Regions from separate parts of the Homo sapiens genome. Here region 1 is linked to region 2. A link is an interaction called in ENCODE POLR2A ChIA-PET data of the cell type or tissue named here. Cell type or tissue: Panc1. All regions are shown on one strand. Links, peaks and the distances in the headings refer to the core of each region. The heading gives the core; the rest is flanking DNA. Region 1 overlaps BACH2 (BACH transcriptional regulator 2). Region 2 overlaps BACH2 (BACH transcriptional regulator 2).

Region 1 (4,402 bases), core at 95-4,094, 100 kb after region 2:
TATTATTTCCCCAATCTTTCACAGTTGTCTCAATCATATCTAATTCAATGGCAGATTTCCTCTAGTGACTTACTTTCATTTCTTTAATTTTACTAAATTTTCATACAAATAACTATTTTCACACTCATATTTTATGGGCCAACATAATATTTAATTTCTGTAATTACAAAGCAAGTATAGCTGACATTAACAGTTTATGCAGAGAGAGCTGATGTGCTCCAGAGTTCGAGAGAGAACATTCAGTATTCGTTTGACCACAGTATTGGTCAGTATATTTTATACAGGGGATGGAGAATGCTGATTGATCCATCCAGTTGATTAGGGCCCATTGGTTAAAAGACTTTCTATTGGATAGGTTCTGAACTCCTCCCAAAAATTCATCAGTAAAAACCCGTTCAAAAAGCAGGTAGCTTTCAGATGATTTGAACGGTTCTGCCAAACATAGATAGGGACCCACTTTGGCAAATTAAGATCATGACAAGTCTCAAGATATTTGAAGGAGGCTTATGGTTATGCAAATATTTGGCTTCCTCTGAAGGGCCATTAAACATATCCATGAAGATGTTTGTGAACTAGGCAAGCTTTGCTCTGATAACCTTGTACTTATTTGATTTTCCTAATGGTTTATTTTAATAAAGTAGGGTTTTTTATTTCAAATTTGTTTAACACATTGTTAAATGCCCACAGAGTTTGGTACCTGCTGAAATAGAGAAAGCAGGTGTTGTACTCATGTTCTATGAATAAAGAAACGAAGCCAAAGACATTTCATCCCATGAGAGTGGTGACCATCATGGACCTCTTCCTATGATGTTTGATTTAAACTTCTTCTCAACTCTACGGTCCTCTCCCCATTTTTAGGGTGCTGGTGAGGCCTTAATGAATAAGCTTTGTGATATGTGATATGTGATATGTCTGTCTTGTTCATTGATGTCCCCAGCAGCTGGCATGAATAGATGAATGAATGAATGAGACCAGTCACACTGCTAGCAAGAGCTAAAGTTGGGGTGAGAGCCAGGTCTTCTGACTCTTGATCCTGTGTCTTTCTAGTACATCAAAATCTCCTAGTCCTTTGCTGGCTTTCCTGGGTCCTTAATGGTCCCCTGACCTGAGCAAGACCCATTGTCTCGTCACAGATTGTGACAACACAAACCAAGAGCAACTCTCTGATTTTGATAGATTTGGCGTTTTTGAGCTTCAAAATTATCTAGAAATGTCCCAGTCAGCAGATTTTTTTTCAAGGTGGATGAACGTTATGTTTAAAGAGATTGTTTTTACTAGTAACTAAGAACTTCTAAATATTTGTTTTATTTAAAATATTTTTACCCCCTAAGAATCTTCAGTAAATGTTAATTATATCCTTTCAACAACTTTTGCAGTTACTGGGTAATATTAAATTCTGATTTTTTTCAATAAATAATTGCTTTTTTATGTGCTGGGTAACAGTATATATTTTTATAAGTTTGTTTCTGCAGCTGTTCAGCTATTCTGTATATTCAAATTTCAGGCTTTTAAGTTTAAATTAATAGCTCAGTAAACTGACACCACAAAGCAAGTGGAAGATTGAAGATAAGCATTTCTCTATAATGTACAGGGTATTTTAAATAATGCATTTCTCAACATTATATTAGTGTGTGTTTAAGTTGATTTTTGGTATATGTGAATTACTCTCATTTGTGTTCCTCATTAAGTCTTCGTATTATAGTTGTCGATTGAAACTAACATAATTAGGTAAAGACAGAGCTGGGCCCACAGGAGACCCTGGAAGAATCATGACTGAATCATTTTAAAATGTAGCCACATGGGCATGAGAGGTATAAATATGAACAGTTCCTACAACATGCAGATAGAAGTTCCCAAATGTCATAGGCACATGGAAGCTTGCAAGTGCCACCTAAAGACTTGCATATAAATAAAGTCTTCATTTTATATGATATCATGTCACATGTTTGTGCAAAGGAAGGTGGATGATAACATATATTTAATTTAGGTAAAATATTCTGAACATTTGATAGATAGTTGAGACTGGGCTCAAATTTTACTTTATATGTATTGTCTCCTTTAATCATCATAAAAATCTTACTTGGTAAGTACTATTATCTCCATTTTATGGTATTGGGTTTAAAGGAGGTCAGGAACATTTTCTAGATATAGGTAGTGAATGGCAGAGCTTAGAACCAAACCCAGGTCTGGTTAGACCCCAGCTCCCACGCCTTAATGACTGTACTGTACTGTACTGTGCTGCCACCTTCTTGGATAACTGCAAATAACAGATGTTCCTTTGTTTATTCCACTTTGACATCAGATACTTACAATGACCCTGTTGGCTTAATATGGTCAACTTTTCTTAAGAGCGCATCTTGGTCTTTCCATGACTAAGGCATTTTCATTCATCAAATGCATGTCTCTTGAATTACTGAGACAATATGAACATGAACAAGTCAATTCTAGCTCATGAGTACTGATCATTGATATGCCTGTATTAACAAGAGGTACATATAGATAGAACAAAATTATTTATCAAAACTCTTACCAGCTGAGAGGCTGGATCTTTGAAAGGAATAAACTCTCCCAGTGAGACTAGCAATGTACTTAGATGCAATAAAGTGGGCTTCCAGAGAGCTGTTTTAATCACTGGAGAGCAACTTTTTTTCCTAACTTGCAAGCCATCTGCTTAAAAAGGATATTTACTTGTGGAGTATCAAGATCCTTTCATCCTGTTTGTATTATCCACAGAGCAGAAAAAGCTAGTCAGTAGCAAAGAGAAGTCAGCTGTGTGAAGCCATTGTCCCTGTTCCCTTAGTATGAATAATAGATGGTTCCCCTTCAGATTTCTTGGTTAGTATGACATTCCTGAAGGATGTCCATAGGAGACGGCTTTGCTTTAAAGCTTATTATCTTAAATTTTAATTGCTTTTGGAACTTCAACTTTAAGGACCCTTACATTCTCTATTAGACTTAAGTGTCTTTAACATAGCCACATAAATGAAACTATAATGAGTCATAAATGAAAAATATTATAGTCAATAAACACTGCAGAATACTTTATAAGTTAGATGCTTGTTAATATGGGATGAAGTAGAAAATAGTGAAAGCAGAGAAGGTGAAAAAGACTTTAGAGGAAAAGGGCCTAAACTTAGGTAAGGTAAAGTTTATTCTCGCTTGGTACGAAAAACACAAAATAATGGAGAAATGTATATTGATCCAAAACATAAGTAAAAGCTAAACAAGAATGCTGAAAATCAAGCACAGGAACTAGGAAGAAGCAAAGACATTAAAGAAAAAGGAAAAGCTAACCACATATACACTCTCTAGAATTACCTGTTTTGTCTTTGATGGGATTCATGGATTAGTTCCTTTGTTCATAATTCCATAATTATTTTTGAGCACCTGTTGTGTCTTAGGTAGCAGTCTAGGTGCTAGGGCTCAGTGATGCACAGGGGAGCAGAGTTCTTGCCCTTAAGGAGCTTACAGTTGAGTGGAGGAGGCTATAAATGAGCATTCATCATAGGAATGACAAATGCTGTGATTGCAGAAGTATAGGATGCTATAGAATTACAAAAAAAAAAAAAAGTCAAGCTAACAGTAAAGAAGTAAATGAGACAGGAAGAGTCAGAAAGGTTCTGAGGAGAAGTGCTCTCTAATCTTACACCTAAAGGTTGCGTTAGCCAGAGAGAGGGAAGAGGGAAGAAGGAATGAGCCTGTCAATCCCAGATGAGAAAAGAATTGAAATTCAAGATGGCTGGAGCAGAGAGCAGGGTAGGAGGAGTGGTGAAAGATGAAGCTGTAGAGGGAGCAGCGTCCTACTCATAAACAGCCTTGGAAGCCATATTTGAGCTTCATCCCAAGATCAGTGGGATGAAGGGAAGTGACATGATCAGATTTCCATGTTGAAAGATTATTGAGAGTGCTGGGCGCATGCACCTTGAGAAGTTGGCCAGAGAGACGAGAAACACCCAACCCTTAGTGCTTTCTTCTGAACAATGGCTGAATTCATAGACAGTACTTCAAGTTAGTGTGGGAAATATTATTCATCTGTGCCAGAGAAAGAAGGAGCAACCCATGTCTATCATTTTCACAGAGGGAAGTTGAAGCTGCACATGTACTTGGACATAGGGAATGGTCAGAGAAAAGACAGAAAAAAGACATCCCTTGGTCCTGGAGGCATCTATCAAATATCAAAGCGTGCTCCAGAGGCATCCCAGCCTAGTGAGAACACCTCTACATAGAAGTGTATCCAGGGACCTATTCTGTCACTGTAGGCGCAAATTACTTAACCAAGAAGACTTATGTGGTAGCAGTTGATTGTAGACAAAGTGTGGACCTGGTCTTCCCCATATGGTATTGACCATCACTGCCATCACATCACCTTTTTTTAAGTAGCAAGAATAACACCACTGTATGA
Region 2 (4,402 bases), core at 118-4,117:
GCTACCTACCAAATTTTAACACATTAGGACCACCAGCACATTGAATTGGACTGCCAAGTCAACCTTGAAATAGTGTTTTCCACTATTTTGGCTTACATATTTGAACTTCTTATAAATAAATGAATCATTGATTAGGAACTTCCATCCCAGTATTTTTCATATTCCAGCCTGATCATAAATTGAACAGGCAAATTCCTCTTGTCACACATATTCAGCACACTTGATGACATGCCAGGCAGCGTTTCAGAGCCTCTGTGGGATGGAGGCTTCTGTGTGGATTAATGGCTAGTTGTACAATAAGTGAACACCACACACATCACTTAGTGATGTACATTCTGTTAGAGGATCATGTCTACCCACTCTACATTTTGGATACTCTTTTACCTTAAATAGTTGTCAAATTATCATTAGTGATTAAAATTTGAAATAAAATCTTGACTGCTGCATTTTCTCCAAGCTTTTAGATTAGTTTTGAGGCATATTATGAGATTATCAAATGAAATGCTAAAGAACTGTTATAATTTCCAATACAACTGTGCCTTACAATTCAAATCTGCTCATTTCCAGAATTCAGGTGCCAAAATTTCCCATTGTAAATTCCAGTGCAAAGGAATTTGAACTTGTTATGTTCATGTCAGCTTCGTTTCTCAGTTTCAGATAGTAAGTAGTAAGAGTAGCAAATAGCGAGAGATTTGTCTGAAAATTTGAGTTTTGAGAGCAGAGATTCAGATAGTGTTATCTGTATTTAGGAGTATCAGGATTCTCTTAATACAGTGAGTGCAACCAAATACAGACACAGAAGTAAATCATATTCTGGATCACTTTTAAAAATCAATTGAGGCTGAGCCTGGTGGCTCATACCTGTAATCCCAGCATTTTGGGAGCTCAGGGCAGGTGGATTGCTTGAGTCCATGTTTTCAAGACCATCCTGGGCAACATGGCAAAACCCTATCTCTACTTAAAAAAACAAAAAAAAAATTAGCTGGGTGTAGTGGTGTGCACCTGTAGTCCCAGCTACTTGGGAGGCTGAGGTGAGAGAATCACCTGAGCCCAGGAGGTCGAGGCTGCAGTGAGCTGAGATCACGCCACTGCACTCCAGCCTGGGCAACTGCAGTGAGGCCCTGTCTCAAAAAAGTCAGCTGATAGAAGCCTTACTATCTGAAAGCCCCACTCCATCTCACAAGTGCCATTGAATACATTATATGAAACAGTTCTAAGTTATACATTATGGAACATTTTGTAGGCCTCTTTGCATATCTGTTTATTAATTTACTTAATGCTCTGTTGTAATTTGTTTTGTCTCCTACACTGTATTTGAGCTCTTTGAAAGTAAGAATTATGTCGTAGCTTTGCTTCCCCAGTGCCCAGCGTTGCCTAACATGTGGTGGGTACTCAGCACATGTTTATTAAGTGTTGGAAGTAAATGCTCGGTGCCACCAAGTGAAAATAGCACCCAGGCAAAAGTTTTCTCAGCAAGGCAATTTGCTTCTATAGAAGGGTGCGTCTCATGGATGGAGCAATGGCGAGAGCACACTGGACAAGGAAGGGGAAGTGGGTCTTATCCTTAACGCAGCTAGTCCCTACTGCTGTGTCTTTCCCCTATTGGCTAGGGTTGGACCACACAGTCTAAGCTAATTCCGATTGGCTGTTTTAAAGAGAGCAGGGGTGCGCGCCAGAGTGGCGGGTTGAGTAGTTTCGGCAGGAAGGACTGTTTGAGAGCAGGTGACAGAGGATGACTAAGGACAGTGCAGGTGACTAAGGATGACTAAGGACAGAGCAGTTGACTAAGGACAGAGCAGGTGACTAAGGATGACTAAGAGCAGATGATAGAGGCTAAGAGGGGGTTGTTTACTGAAACTAGGGGCAAGGAGACATAAAGAACGAGGAAGTTTTAAACTTTAAAATGGAGAACAAAGAACAGGAGAGCTGAACATGCTGAACGTACCATATTGGTTCTTTGAAGAGGAATTTACTATATCCTACATAAGTGACACTGCATTCTACTGCAGAAGGAAGCAAGCTCAAAAGGAACAATGAAACTTCATATTAAATACACAATCAGTGAGCTTTCATTCTAAGCACAAATTTCAGCATGAAAAAAATGTAATGGTTCTGTGAGTCCTTCACTTGATCCCTCACATACAGTCTTCTAAAGTTTTCTGAATTCCTTTTACAAGTATCTTCTGACTCTGACTCTTCCATGCCATCCTACTTGCTCTGAGCCTTGTTCTTCTCTGTGTCCCTTGCATGGACTGTGGAAGCCACCTCAGAAGCCTTCTCCCAGACCCAATGTTTCTGCTTCTTCACATTGTTGCCATTGTCTCATGAAATAAAACCAAGCATATCCTTTGGTCTGCACTGCCTGCAAAATAAGGGCTAAACCTGTGCTTTCCAAATATAATAGTCACTAGCCACAGGTGGCTGTTGAGCTCTTAAAATGTGGCTTGTCCAAATTGAGATGTGCCGTAAGTGTAGAATCCACACCCTGTTTCAAAGACTCAGTATGAACAAAATTTGTAAAATAGCACATTAATACTTTTTATATTGATAGCATGTTAAAATAATACTTTTTTCTATAATATTAAGTAAATTTCTCTCTTTTTATTTGTTTAATGTGGTTATTAAAAAGTTTTAAATTACAGGTTTAGTTCACCTTGTGTTTCTGTTGGCCAGCACTGGTCTAAGCTATATCATGACATTTAGAGTTTCTTATAACCTGGACTCAGTTACCTCTTTGGCCTCATCTCCCAGCCCTTCCTGTCCCTTGCAGAATTTCTCATAACCCCCAGACTCACCAACCCTGTTTATACTTACGGGTTTTAATTTTTTTCACATTCAGTTTCTTCTTTCTGAAATGTCCCTCCTTTTTTAGGTGTCAAAAATCCTGCTCACACTTTTAGGACCTGACTTAATTGTCCCTTGCTGGTGATGTCACGCCCTATTTCCTCAAGCAGAATTAGCCACTCCTTCCCATATAGTGTCTCTCAGCACCTCCATTATTGCATTTGTCTTGCTGTTCTGCCATTAGGTGTCGTCTTAAGTAGACTCCTCAAGGGAAAGGCTGCAACTTATTTCTCTGATGACCACAGGGCAGTACCTCGTGTGTAGTAAGCACTTAATGGATGTTTATTACATTAACTTATGAACTAATTTTCATCCTGCTATACACACTGCTATTTTTATATACATCAGACCTTGATCATCTTAACCATTGGCCATGGAAAAAATTAGATGCTGAGGTGTATAGGACTGGACCTTTCAGCCTTAACCTCAATTTCAGGTTTTGTGTTCAATAAAATGGCCTCCTTTTTCTCACTGGGTGGCTTATGATTAAAAAATTATAACTTTGAACTTAAAAAATCCATGAATATTGTACAGACTAAAAGTATAAAAGGACAGTATAAATTACTGCTTTTTACCTATCTTGCTTATAGGGATTTCATATAAGATTTTGTTTGATTGAAGATTTCACTTCAGAACAAGTTTGGAAAGCTACTGTTCTATTCCTAAATTTCATTTACATTTCTATACCAAAGGTTTCATTTTTATTTTGATGAGATGGTTTCTACTATCATGTTAGTTCACATAAGGCAACACTTCTCAACTTTAGTTGCACAAAATTGGGAAGCTTTTCAAAAATACCTCCCCACTCAGGGATCCTTGTATAATTGAGCTGGAGGAAAGGGGCCCAGGCACCAGTATTTATGAAAAGCACAAATACCTGTAATAAAATGATTCTGCAGTGCTTAGAAAACCAGGTAGTTAACTATGAAAATACTGAAGTTTTAAATTGCTAATTTTTCTTTCTTTTTATTAACTATGCTGTTATTGTTTTTCTTGGCAGTCAAGCTAATGCAATTTAAAGTTTGTATTATGGTTTTGAGACCTCAAACAGCATTTAATAGACGCCATCATCTGTGGACAATTTTCCTAAGGCTTCTGAAATTAAAAATTTCCTTTTCTGTCACTCTCTAAAAACCTACATGCAGCAGAATTTTAATGTCCCTTATTGATAGAAATAGCTAACACAACACCTATTTCAGATCATGGAAATGAGGACTGACAAGGGCTGTGGGTTTAAGAAGTTTACATAGGTAGTGGCCTTCCTGGCACCCTTGTTAGCCTGAATAAACAGTCCTCCCCTGACAAATCCTCTGTAGCTCTGCCACATTGATAAAATCTGACATTCTGGTTAGTCACTTTTTAATGATATTCTTTCTTTTGTTCTTGATATGTTAGAAACCAGCCCTTATTTTTTTCAGTGTGTGGGAAAGAATTAACTTTAATTTCCTAATTCGGTAAAATGGGCTGCTAATGCAGACCTTATTCTTAGGGGGACAGGAAGAAAAGTGACCTAATTTCTATATATCAAATACATCTTCCTTCATACATTTAAAAATGT

Evidence for each region. ChIA-PET counts read pairs that join two places held together with the same protein. Peaks named below come from ENCODE experiments on the same cell type or tissue, not always from the same donor. Only the 100,000 strongest peaks of a DNase experiment are listed, where the experiment ranks them.
Region 1: POLR2A ChIA-PET joins it to region 2 with 9 read pairs; 4 of 35 experiments call an interaction of 5 or more read pairs at or near these places.

What each region holds. Positions count from the first base shown.
Region 1 is chr6:90,116,632-90,121,033 of GRCh38, reverse strand. The region is part of intron 4 of BACH2 (BACH transcriptional regulator 2); the gene reads left to right. Among named protein-coding and RNA genes, the nearest start is that of BACH2, 180 kb to the left of the region's middle. In Panc1, for the core only: no CTCF peak of the experiment used is centred there; no DNase peak of the experiment used is centred there.
Region 2 is chr6:90,220,212-90,224,613 of GRCh38, reverse strand. All of the region lies in intron 3 of BACH2 (BACH transcriptional regulator 2), which reads left to right. Among named protein-coding and RNA genes, the nearest start is that of BACH2, 74 kb to the left of the region's middle. RefSeq lists an enhancer at 1,349-2,548. In Panc1, for the core only: no CTCF peak of the experiment used is centred there; a DNase peak (open chromatin) is centred at 1,922; H3K27ac peaks cover 225 bases.